Linked DNA regions of Homo sapiens: regions 1, 2 and 4 are each linked to region 3. A link is a contact called in ENCODE Hi-C or POLR2A ChIA-PET data. All regions are on one chromosome and are shown on one strand. The core of a region is the stretch at or near the end of the contact, and the rest is flanking DNA. Distances in the headings are between cores, read along the strand shown. Region 1 overlaps IL6ST (interleukin 6 cytokine family signal transducer). Region 2 overlaps MTREX (Mtr4 exosome RNA helicase). Region 3 holds the start of SLC38A9 (solute carrier family 38 member 9). Region 4 has its middle 17 kb from the start of IL6ST-DT.

Region 1 (2,805 bases), core at 246-2,745, 270 kb after region 3:
ATGGCCAAAAATTTTCCCGATATATAAAGAATGCCTACAAATCACTAAAAAATTCTAACACCTAATAGAACAGGCAAACATATTTGAATAGTTTATAGAAAAGGAAATACAAGTAAATCAAGCATGTGAAAAGATACTTTCAACCTCACTCAAAATGAGAGATATAAATTAGAACTACTCAGATAGGAACGCAAAATGATACAGACACTCTGGTAAACAATTTGATAGTTCGTTACCAAGTTAAAAGCACACCATAAGACTTGGTATTTCCACTCCAAAGAGCGTACTCCCCAAAATAAAAACATATGCCCACAATAAGACTTATACTCAAATGTTCACAGCAGCTTCATTCATAAGTCCCAAACTGGAAACAATCCAAATGTCCACCAACTGCTGAATGTATAAACATACATTCAAACAATGGTAGAGACATATAATAGAATACTACTCAGCAAACAAAAAAAAAAGAGTATGAACTGGTGATACATGCAGTAGTATGAATGAATCTCAAAAGCATTACACTGAATAAACGAAGCCAGACACAACAGGTTATACATTGTATAACTCTATTTACAGGAAATTCTTTTTTTTTTTAAGAGATGGGGGTCTCACTATGTTGCCCAGGCTGTCTCAAACTCCTGGGCTCGAGCAATCCTCCTGCCTCAGCCTCCCAAAGCACTGGGATTACAGGCATGTGCCTCAGAAATTCTTGATACGGCAAAACTAAGGTGACAGAAAGCAGATCCAGGGTTGCCTAGGGCTGAGGTAGAGAAGGCACACGTAAAAGGGCATAAAGGAAATCTGGGGTGATAAAAATACTCTATGACTTGATTGTGGTGGTGACTATAAGACTCTATACATTTGGCAGGACGCGATGGCTCACGCCTGTAATCCCAGCACTTTGGGAGGCCGAGGTGGGCAGATCACTTGAGGTCAGGAGTTCGAGACGAGCCTGGCCAACATGGTGAAACCCCATCTCTATTAAAAATACAAAAAGTAGCTTGGCGTGGTGGCGGGTGTCTGTGATGCCAGCTACTCGGGAGGCTGAGGCAGGAGAACTGTTTGAACCCGTGAAACAGAGGTTGCAGTAAGCCCAGATCATGCCACTGGACTCCAGCATGGGCAACAGAGCGAGACCCCGACACACACAGACACACACACACACACACACGCCAGGTGTGGTGGTGTATGCCTGCAGTCCCAGCTACTCATGAGGCTTGAGGCAGGAGAGCTGTTTGAACCCGGAAGGCAGGGGCTGCAGTGAGCTGAGATGGCACCACTGCACTCCAGCCTGGGCAACAAAGCGAAATTCTATTTAAAAAAAAAAAAAGACTACATTTGTCAAAATTCACTGAATTCTGTGTCAACTGTTTCAAAGGCACTGAGATTTTACCTTACTTTCAAGCTAACAAGTCAGCCTACCACAGTGTCATGGATACTGGCAAAAGGCATGACATTTTTGCGTCAGAAGCAAAGGACTGTATTACTCATAACAGTAGTCAGAGTATCAGCATTTTCTTGCGCCAGCTGCTTGAGTCCCAACTGTCACAGGGCATTGTGAAGTCAGATGACACCTGAACAGGCTGCTTCACAGGAAAGAAAGACAGATCTTAAGTAACCCTAAACTTGAAAAATATGCAGGAAGCATGTCTGCCATTTACTCTAGAGGGAGACATTATCTGTATCTTTGAAGACTGTAAGTAAGCCTGTCCTTTGCTCCACGGCTCTGAGAGTCTACCTTCCAACATTCTTTAAAAGGTAAGTTGGCTGGGCATGGTGGCTCACGCCTATAATCCCAGCACTTTGGGAGGCTGAGGCGAGTGAATCATGAGGTCAGGAGTTCAAGACCAGCCTGACCAACATGGTGAAACCCTGTCCCTAATAAAAATACAAAAATTAGCCAGGCGTGGTGGCGGCCGCCTGTAATCCCAGCTACTCAGGAGGCTGAGGCAGAGAACTGCTTGAACCTGGGAGGCGGAGGCTGCAGTGAGCCGAGGTCACACCACTGCACTCCAGCCTAGGTGACAGAGCGAGACTCCGTCTCAAAACAAAGTTCAGAAAAAAGGCAGCCATCAGGGTTTTTGCTGATAAGAAACGCAGAAATGTTAGACTCATGGGTTTCCTATCAAGTTGTAACTAAAAAATGGTGAATTTTATTGTTTATAAATTAGACCTTAAAACAAACAAAATCTGCCCAGATAAGGTATAACCAAAAGAAACGAGTGCTTAATACCTCCAAAGACATCTACAAGAATGTTTACAGAAGTTTTATTCAAAATAGATGAAAAATAAAATCAACCAAATATCTATTAACACTAGGATAAATTATGGTATATTCAAGTAATTGAATCACAGCAATGAAAAATAACAACAGATACATGCATCATGGATGAATCTCATATATAATACAGAATGAAAGAAATCAGACAGGTTGGGTGCAGTGGCCCACACCTGTCATATCAGCACTTTGGGAGGCTGAGGGGGAAGAATTGCTTGAGGCCAGGAGTTAAGAGGCCAGCCTGCACAAAATAGTGAGACCCTGACTCTACAAAAAAATTTTAAAAGAGAAAAAAGGCAAGAAAGTACGCTCTGCATGATTTATTTTACAGAAGTTCAAAAAGAGGCAAAAGTCTACGGTGTTTGGTGACAGAGGTCAGAGCAGTTGTTTTTTGTGAGGAAGGGTATAAAAGGGGACATTCTGGGTGCTGAGCATGTTCTGTATCTTGATCTGGACAGTGATAAATTCACTGAGCTGTACACTTATGAGTTCTGTTTTGCAGTATGTAACAAAAGGTAAACAAACCA
Region 2 (2,741 bases), core at 62-2,561, 370 kb before region 3:
AACTTAATTTGTGATTAGAGAAGATACTTCGTGAAATTTCAGTAGTTTAATTTAATGATTGATATGGTTGGATTTATATTTGCCTTTTGTTGTTCGTTTTGGGGGTCTTTTGGTATATTTCTCATGTTTTTTTTTTGATCCTTATTTTTCCTCCATTGCCTTCTATTTTGTTTAACAAATATCTTTTAGTGTACCATTTTAATTTCTCTTGACTTTTTAGCTTTCTTTGAGTTAGTTTTTAGTGGTTATTTTGGGGCTTACAGTATGCATGTTTAACTAAATCACAGTCACAATTTATGGAAAATATTGAAAACTTGCCCTAGTATTTTCTTCTCATTTTTGTACTATTTAATACTGTCATATATTTCAACTACATATGCTATAAATCTAATAATACAGTATCTGTAATACAGTATAATCATTGCTTTAAATTGTGTTTTCTAAAAATATTAAGTGATAAAAATTTTATATATACCTTTACATACATAGTCTTAATTGTTCTGTTTTATGGTATTGCTTCCTTTTAGTTTGAAAGGTTTTTAATAAATATTTCTTACAGAGTAGTTTTATTTTGCTTTCATTTTTGAAGGACGGTGTCACTGGATATAGAGTTCCTGGTTGACCGATTTTTTTTCCCCTTCAACTCCAGATACATCATTCTACTGATATCATTTCATTCTACTCCATTGTTTCTGATGAGAAGTCAGCCTTAATTATGTTGTTCTCTTATGTATTGAGTTTTTCTGTTGTGGTTTTTCAAAGACTCTCTTTGCCTTTGTCATTTAGCAGTTTAACTATGATGTTTCTAGGTATGGTTCTTTTTTGCTTTTTCATGCTGTGTTAATTGAGCTTCTTGGATCTCTAATGTCTTTTAAACAAATGAAGTTTTTTATTGTTTTTTTTTTCCTACCTCTTTCTTATTTTGGAATTTCCTTTGAGATACTTGAGGATGTCTTGCAGATACCTGAGTGTCTCTTATTTTTCTATTTATTTTTCTCTTTAGATTTGATAATTTCTCTCAATTTATCTTCATGTTCATTGATAACAGTCATCACAAATCTGCTTATGGGCCCATCTAGAGAATTTTTTCTTTTGATTGTTAATCTGTAGACTTTCTTTTTCTTTTTTTTTTTTTTTTTTTTTTGAGACACAGTCTCACTCTGTCACCCAGGCTGGAGTACAATGACGTGATGTTGGCTCACTGCAGCCTCCACCTCCTGGATTCAAGCAGTTCTCCTTCTTCAGCCTGCCAAGTAGCTGGGATTACAAATGTACACCACCATACCTGACTAATTTTTGTATTTTTAGTAGAGACAGGGTTTCCCCATTTTGGCCAAGGCTGGTCTCGAACTCTTGGCGTCATGTGATCCACCCACCTCAGCCTCCCTAAATGCTAGGATTATAGGTGTGAGCCACTGCGCCCGGCCTAATCTGTAGACTTTCCATTTGATTATGTTGTTAATAGTTTTGGTTCCTTTTTGAGACAGTCAGTTTCTTGTGACTGCTTCTTTTTTCCTACATATGGTCATACTTTCCTGTTTGTTTTTATATCTTGCAATTTTTTTCTTGAAAAGTTTAGATAATGTATGTAGCATTTCTGTATTTTCTTTTTGTGTATGTTTCTTGTAATTCATATTTGATGTTTGGACAACTTCTGATTTTTTAAAAATTGCTTATTTCACTGGCTGGGATGAATGTTATTTTTATTTCCCCAAATACATTATAATAAGCCTATTCTGGGCAGGAGCTGAATCTTAAATAAGGAGGATCTACTACAATGTTAAGTTTAATGCTATCTGTCTATATTTAAAGAAAAACAAAACTGCTCTATTGTGTTCTGTTAATAGCTATGAAAGAAATTTTCCATAATCAGAACCTACCATAATTTTCAGAGGACTGACTTGTTAACTGTTACATGTGGGAAAAGAATACATATAGATTAACTTATTTGTGAAACTTGAGGAGGAAACACTTCATTTTCCAGGGGCTATAAGCACTTGATCATCTGTATATGTGTGAACTCACAGACAGAGGCTCTGAATTTTGGAAGCCCGTCTTAGAACCAAAGGTGTTTTCCTTGCAAGAAATAGGTAACTGTTAGTAATCTATTGCTATTAGTGACTAAGTTGCATTAACTCTGAGTGACCGGAGTTAAAATGATTTTAGATCACTCTATTTCATATTTATTATAATTATTAGTATAATAGATATGGTGTTACTGTTCTTCAGAGTCCATTCAAGATAAATAATTAGGGAAAATTTGGACACAATTTAAATATTAACAGAATTTTTAAAGTCATAATTTAAAGGAAAAGTTGTATGATTATTTGTTTTCACATTTGTAGGTATGCCATTGCATTGGCCTTAAGGGAAAAGCAGCGTGTAATATTTACCAGCCCAATTAAGGCTCTGAGTAACCAAAAATACCGTGAAATGTATGAAGAATTTCAAGATGTTGGTTTGATGACTGGTGATGTTACTATTAATCCTACGGCATCTTGTCTTGTTATGACCACAGAGGTAATTCATGTAGTGCCTCATCTGACTTTTCGTTTTTAATTAAATTAATGTGACTATTCAGTTAGAACCTGGGAAGTTTTATTGGTTGCTCTACTTAGGTAAAGTATAGTACTTTATTTTCTGATTAGACTTAGGCAAAATGGATAACATTTATCTTAAAGTGTTCTGATAATATTACATTTCTAAATTACCATACTTTATTATTTGTCTCAGATACATTT
Region 3 (2,700 bases), core at 151-2,650:
TTTTTAAAAAATCTTTCTCCTCAGCAGCTGCCTATCCTACATATGTCAGATCTTTGTCATGTCTGAAGGTATTAAAAAGAAAAAAGAGGCTGGGCGCAGTGGCCCACGCCTGTAATCCCAGCACTTTGGGAGGCCAAGGCAGGCGGATCACTTGAGATCAGGAGTTCAAGACCAGCCTGGCCAACATGGTGAAACCCCGTTTCTACTAAAAATACAAAAATTAGCGGGGCGTGGTGGCGGGCAGCTGTAATCCTAGCTACTCAGGAGGGTGAGGCACGAGAATCGCTTGAACCAGGGAGGCGGAGGTTGCAGTGAGCCGAGATCACTCCACTGCACTCCAGCCTGGGCGACAGAGCGAGACTCTTGTCTGAAAAAAAAAAAGAAAGAAAAGAAAAGAAAAAAGAAAACAAGGTGGAGGTACAACTTACAACTTATAGTGTGCTCATCTACAGAGCACGGCAATGGATAAGACACTGCCTGGGAGTCATGACAATTAGGTGTTGGTCGAGTTTGCCATTAAATGGTTACCTGGTGTTGAGTAGGTTTCTCCAACTCGGTGGACCTCAGTTTCCTTCTCTGTAAAATGAGGAGAATGCGCTTGACTAGCTGCTCTCAAACCCCTCTTCCAGCTTTACTATGCTGAGATGTCAAGCTACCCACTATCAACACACTCACTCTCACAACTGAGTCGTGTGAAAAGCGTGGCGAGGGCTTACCAGTCATGGCCCTCACCCCCTCTGTGGTCCTAGCTCAAGGCCCAAAGGGGGTTCCTCCCTCATGTTCCCCCTCTAGATGTCCCCAACTCGGGATGGAGAAAGGTGCTCCCAGCCGTGATCGCGCCACCTCACTCAAGCCCAAGCGACGGAGCAAGACCCTATCTCAAGAGAGAGAAAGAAGGGTGCTCCCATTCCTGCAAGTCCCACAATTCTCCTACTCCCTCCTTCTCTCACCCGAGGGTCAGGGTGTTCATTTACCCCAACCCTATCTTTTCTCTAAGGCTCCAGCTGACACCGACTCCCATAGACACTCGGATTTCCTCAGACCCCGAGGGACTCCTGACTTTCTTTCCCTGAGCCCTTGAGGAGCGCGCGCCGTGCCTCCGGAGCAGTCTCCGCGGCTCCAGGCTATGGCCTCCCTGAGCCCCAAAAGAAGAGACGGTTCCGATGCGCTGCAAAGAACTATCCCAGGTGACAGCCGGCTTCGCCCCAACTTCAACCCTTCCCGCCGCCTTCCCTCGGATACCTTCCCACCTCCCCGAGGGGCGAGTTTGCTAGACGTGGGAACGTGATCTACCTGAGCAGGCCGAGCCTTCAACCTCGGAGAACTAGACGAGAAGATAAAGATTCCCTTCCCAAATTCTCGCAATTTGCGACCGCGGGGCTCCTAGTCCAAACAGGAAGCGGCAATAGCCTGGGTCGCAGGGGCCGGCGGGAGTTGGAGTTCTGAATGCGCCAAGCCCGCGGTCGCTGTCAAACCTCTCGCCGCTACGGACTACAACTCCCAGAGGGCTCTGCGACGGCCAGCACGCCCATCACCGCAGGGCCCAGCCCCGAGGCTTCAGGAGGCTGGGCAGCCGGCGCGCCCAGGTGGGCGAGTCCAGTCGGAACTGCAGCCCCGAGTTTGCTCCAGTTCCTTGTCCCGGCTGGAGGCTGGGAGGGGTAGTAGAAGGAATGCAATCTCTTGCCATTCATAGAGCCCCGGAGGCCACGTGAGAAAACGCTGATGCGGCACCTCCATCGAGGGATCACCCCTCTTTTGGGCTTTCCTGGCGCGTGTTGTATGATCTGGTTACGTCCTTGGACCCTACAGACACAAAGGGAAGCTGGTTTGAAAAAACTGTTGAGTTGGCATGCTCCCTCCGTCGTCTAGATATTTGGGTTTGTTTTTTAAAAATGTGTTTGCAAATTAGTCTCTAGGCTAAAAGGGGCTTTAGAAGGATTTTAGAGGCCCACCCCACATACCCAGCAATTTTCCCCAAAACCTCCCCAAGTAAACATACAGTCTAAGTAAAATTAATGTGCTTGTTATGAAAATCAGTTCAAGGTCAGTCCCTGAAAAGCATATGGCCACCCTAAGCTCTTCTTACAAAGGAAGCCAGTGGCTCTTTTTGTTTCTTTTTCTTTTTTCTGTTTAAACCAGAAGAAACAGTGTCTGTAATGCCAGAAAAAAAACTAAAAATTTAGACCGGCTCCGTGGCTTATGCCTGTAATCTCACCATTTTGAGAGGCTGAGGTGGGAGAATCACTTGAGGCCAGGAGTTGGAGACCAGTCTGGGCAACATAGGGAGACCCCATTTCTACAAAAGAATTTAAAAAATTAACTGGGCAGGGTGGCACCTGCCTGTAGTCAAGCTTACTTGGGATGCTGAGGCAGGAGGATCATTTGAGGCCAGGAGTTAAGGCTGCAGTGAGCTATGATGGTGCCACTGCACTGCAGCCTGGGTGACAGAGCAAGACCCTGTCTCAAAAACAAAACGAAACAAAACAAAAAACCTAAACTTGAAAATTCAAATTTAGGCTGGGTGCGATGGCTCACACCTGTAATTGCAGCACTTTGGGAGGCTGAGGAGGGCAGATCACAAGGTCAGGAGTTTGAGACCAGCCTGACCAACATGGTGAAACCCGTCTCTGCTAAAAATACAAAAATTAGCCAGGCGTGGTGGTGTGCACCTGTAATCCCAGCTACTCTGGAGGCTGAGGC
Region 4 (2,700 bases), core at 97-2,596, 300 kb after region 3:
AGACTAAGATTGTTTCCTTCATGGCCACATCTTTAATTTCTGCCAATCTGAAAACAAAACTTCTGCACAAGCGTTAGTGTCCTTAACCAGAGCTGCTTGCCCAACACAGTCCACACCATTAAGATTCTCTACTGCAAACAGGGCTTTCGATCCTTCCCTTTTACAGTGAATTCACACTCAGTTTGACCCCAGCTCTCCAAAGCTTTCTATCTGATCTTGTTTTCTGTTTTCAATTTTCATAAGCATGTCAGATTCCTTTCTTGAATGTGAAGGGGAGGAAAAGAATCATTATATAGGCCGGGCGCGGTGGCTCACGCCTGTAATACCAGCACTTTGGGAGGCCGAGGCGGTCGGATCACCTGAGGTCAGGAGTTCGAGACTGGCCTAGCCAACATGGTGAAACCCAGTCTCTACTAAAAATACAAAAAAATTAGCTGGGCGTGGTGGCGGGCACCTGTAGTCTCAGCTACTTGGGAGGCTGAGGCAGGAGAATCACTTGAGCCAGAGAGGCATAGGTTGCAGTGAGCCATGATCACACTGTTGCACTCCAGCCTGAGCAACAAGAGCGAAACTCCATCTCAAAAAAAAAATCATTATATAAAGTCAAATATGGATACCTTTTGTTTGAATAAACATGAGAGATTAGGGCAAACACTCAGGTTAAATAGGATATGACTACTGCTTAGGGTTAAAGCATGACAATAAATATTTTTAGACAACTAACTGAAAGACAGGTCTGTCCTCTCATTTTCCTGAGACCCATATACATACTTGAACATTAAGCAACGGGTCCTGGAGAGGGAGGTAAGAAGTATTTCACATTTCTACAATTTTGCTGAAATAATCTTACATGTAGAACATACACATCATGCTTTTATTTGGAAAACCTCATTCCACATGGAGGGCATTTGGGCTGTGACGGGGTGGGCAGATGACTAAGTCGGAGTCAGAACATCTCTATTTGAGCTCTGTAACTTCCTGACTATGCAGCCTTTGGCAAATCACATAATCATTCTGAATTTCACTTTCCTAATCAGTAAAATGTGACTAACAACAGCTGTCCCTGACTACTGCAGAAGGATAGTATGAGGGCCAAATGGGAGAAGAGATGGGAAAGGGCTTTCTAAACTGTAAAGTGCTGGGCAGATGTTAAGAGTTAATGTCAACTCTTGGAGAACATCCTAGCTTTGTGTATTACTATGAGTGAGAAGGTGGCAGGCTGCGGAGGTGGTGGTGGTGTGCTAAGGAGGATACTGGCAGTTTTTATATTCAGATGCTAAATCACAGCTGTTGGGCAGGCAGAAAGCCAGGGCAAAGCCTGCTCTCTCTAGCTGCACCTGAAACCCCAGTTTCCTCTACACTATTCACTAACTGCCCTGCCTATGAGCAGGGAAGTGTAAGGCCCTTCACCTCCCACAATCACAAGCAGGAGGGAAGAAGCCAGCACTGAGCCACAGAAAGGCTGAGTCACTAATAAAAACTACCATTTATCAAATGCTTACTATGTGTCAGGCAAGATGCTAAGCATTTTACATATATGATCTTATCTATTTCTCATATCAGCAAATAAAGCTGGTCTGATTATTATCCCCATTTTACAGATGAGGAAAGTGAGAGTCAGAGAAGTCAAATGACTTGCCTACGATTGTAATTAGACAGGAGTCTCTACCAAGAGTCAAATCCAGGAGATCTGATTGTAAAACCCACATCCTCAAACACTAAGCTATACTGCAACTTCTGGTTGCAACCTCACATGCTCAGCTTCCTGCCACCAAACACAACTCCATTGGTGGTATCCAGTTCCAAAGAGAGCAAATACAGAAAAGGACTTTGGGCGCTGATGCTGGCCGGGCAACTCCATTTCCTACTCACCACGCAGACCTCCCTTAGTACAATAATGTCCTAACTTGAGGAGTGACCAGGCATTTACCTGGTAACCTGTATCTTCTCAATGGGGAAAGAAAAGGAGAGCAAAATATGTTTGTGCCTCGAGTGTCTGGCTAATAGTTGTCATAAAGTTGTTTAACTCTAGTTAGGCCACAGCAGAATTAGAGTTATAATTTATTTTTTTTTTTGAGACAGAGTCTTGCTCTGTCTCCCAGGCTGGAGTACAGTGGCTCAGTCTCGGCTCACTGCAAGCTCTGCCGCCCGGGTTCACACCATTCTCCTGCCTCAGCCTCCCGAGTAGCTGGGACTACAGGCGCCCACCGCCACGCCCAGCTAATTTTTTGTATTTTTAGTAGAGACGGGGTTTCACCACGTTAGCCAGGATGGTCTTGATCTCCTGACCTCGTGATCCGCCCGCCTTGGCCTCCCAAAGTGCTGGGATTACAGGAGTGAGCCACTGCACCTGGCCAGAATTAGAGTTATAATTAAGGCAGGACGTGCCAAGGTGATCACAGCCAAAGGTCCCACTGTGACCTGGGAATGCGGTTGTTGTTAGCAGCGGCAACAACTGGTACTTCACCCAATCCCTCATTTCCATAGATCAACACAATCTCCATCTATAGCAAACATTTACTTAGCATCTGTGGAGTGCCATGCTCAACGTCAGGTGCCAGGAACATACACATGATAAGGCACTTTGACATGAGAAAAAGCAGTAGAAGGAAGTATATAATAATAACAGATTGGTGCTTCAGAAAGTACATGAAATTGAATTCTGAAGAGGAGGTGATATGGTTTGGCTGTGTCTCCACC

What was found. A loop is a pair of places that touch in the nucleus more often than their neighbours do. ChIA-PET counts read pairs that join two places held with the same protein, here RNA polymerase II (POLR2A). Pooled maps may share reads with other maps.
Region 1: a loop to region 3 is called in a map of prostate gland, with 4 times the contacts of the local background. The contact joins the enhancer-like site here to the promoter of SLC38A9 in region 3. A Hi-C loop is called at or near these places in 1 of 168 maps with a recorded cell type or tissue (prostate gland) and 6 of 50 pooled maps. POLR2A ChIA-PET finds 5 or more read pairs at or near these places in 2 of 52 experiments (activated CD4-positive, alpha-beta T cell and naive thymus-derived CD8-positive, alpha-beta T cell).
Region 2: a map of right lobe of liver shows a loop between it and region 3 (4-fold over the local background). The contact joins the enhancer-like site here to the promoter of SLC38A9 in region 3. A Hi-C loop is called at or near these places in 6 of 168 maps with a recorded cell type or tissue (Right ventricle myocardium superior, body of pancreas, colonic mucosa and 3 more) and 7 of 50 pooled maps. POLR2A ChIA-PET finds 5 or more read pairs at or near these places in 3 of 52 experiments (GM10248, endothelial cell of umbilical vein and naive thymus-derived CD8-positive, alpha-beta T cell).
Region 4: a loop to region 3 is called in a pooled map, with 4 times the contacts of the local background. The contact joins the enhancer-like site here to the promoter of SLC38A9 in region 3. A Hi-C loop is called at or near these places in 3 of 50 pooled maps. POLR2A ChIA-PET finds 5 or more read pairs at or near these places in 2 of 52 experiments (CD8-positive, alpha-beta memory T cell and T-cell).

Annotation. Positions count from the first base shown.
Region 1 is chr5:55,976,681-55,979,485 of GRCh38, forward strand. All of the region lies in intron 2 of IL6ST (interleukin 6 cytokine family signal transducer), which reads right to left. Among named protein-coding and RNA genes, the nearest start is that of IL6ST, 17 kb to the right of the region's middle. Within about 2 kb of position 1,496, at least 5 of the 41 ENCODE cell types and tissues checked have a DNase peak (open chromatin) inside an H3K27ac peak, as active enhancers do.
Region 2 is chr5:55,337,665-55,340,405 of GRCh38, forward strand. MTREX (Mtr4 exosome RNA helicase) reads left to right here. Exons shown (of 27, transcript NM_015360.5): 6 at 2,346-2,520. The region is part of intron 1 of LOC124900979 (a long non-coding RNA gene); the gene reads right to left. Among named protein-coding and RNA genes, the nearest start is that of MTREX, 31 kb to the left of the region's middle. Within about 2 kb of position 1,312, at least 3 of the 41 ENCODE cell types and tissues checked have a DNase peak (open chromatin) inside an H3K27ac peak, as active enhancers do.
Region 3 is chr5:55,710,924-55,713,623 of GRCh38, forward strand. SLC38A9 (solute carrier family 38 member 9) reads right to left here and starts at 1,401. Exons shown (of 16, transcript NM_173514.4): 1 at 1,294-1,401; 2 at 529-576. RefSeq lists enhancers at 849-928, 1,499-1,548, 1,639-1,828, 1,664-2,307.
Region 4 is chr5:56,011,070-56,013,769 of GRCh38, forward strand. No RefSeq gene overlaps it. Among named protein-coding and RNA genes, the nearest start is that of IL6ST-DT, 17 kb to the left of the region's middle. RefSeq lists enhancers at 916-985, 1,136-1,265 and a silencer at 1,396-1,445. Within about 2 kb of position 1,347, at least 13 of the 41 ENCODE cell types and tissues checked have a DNase peak (open chromatin) inside an H3K27ac peak, as active enhancers do.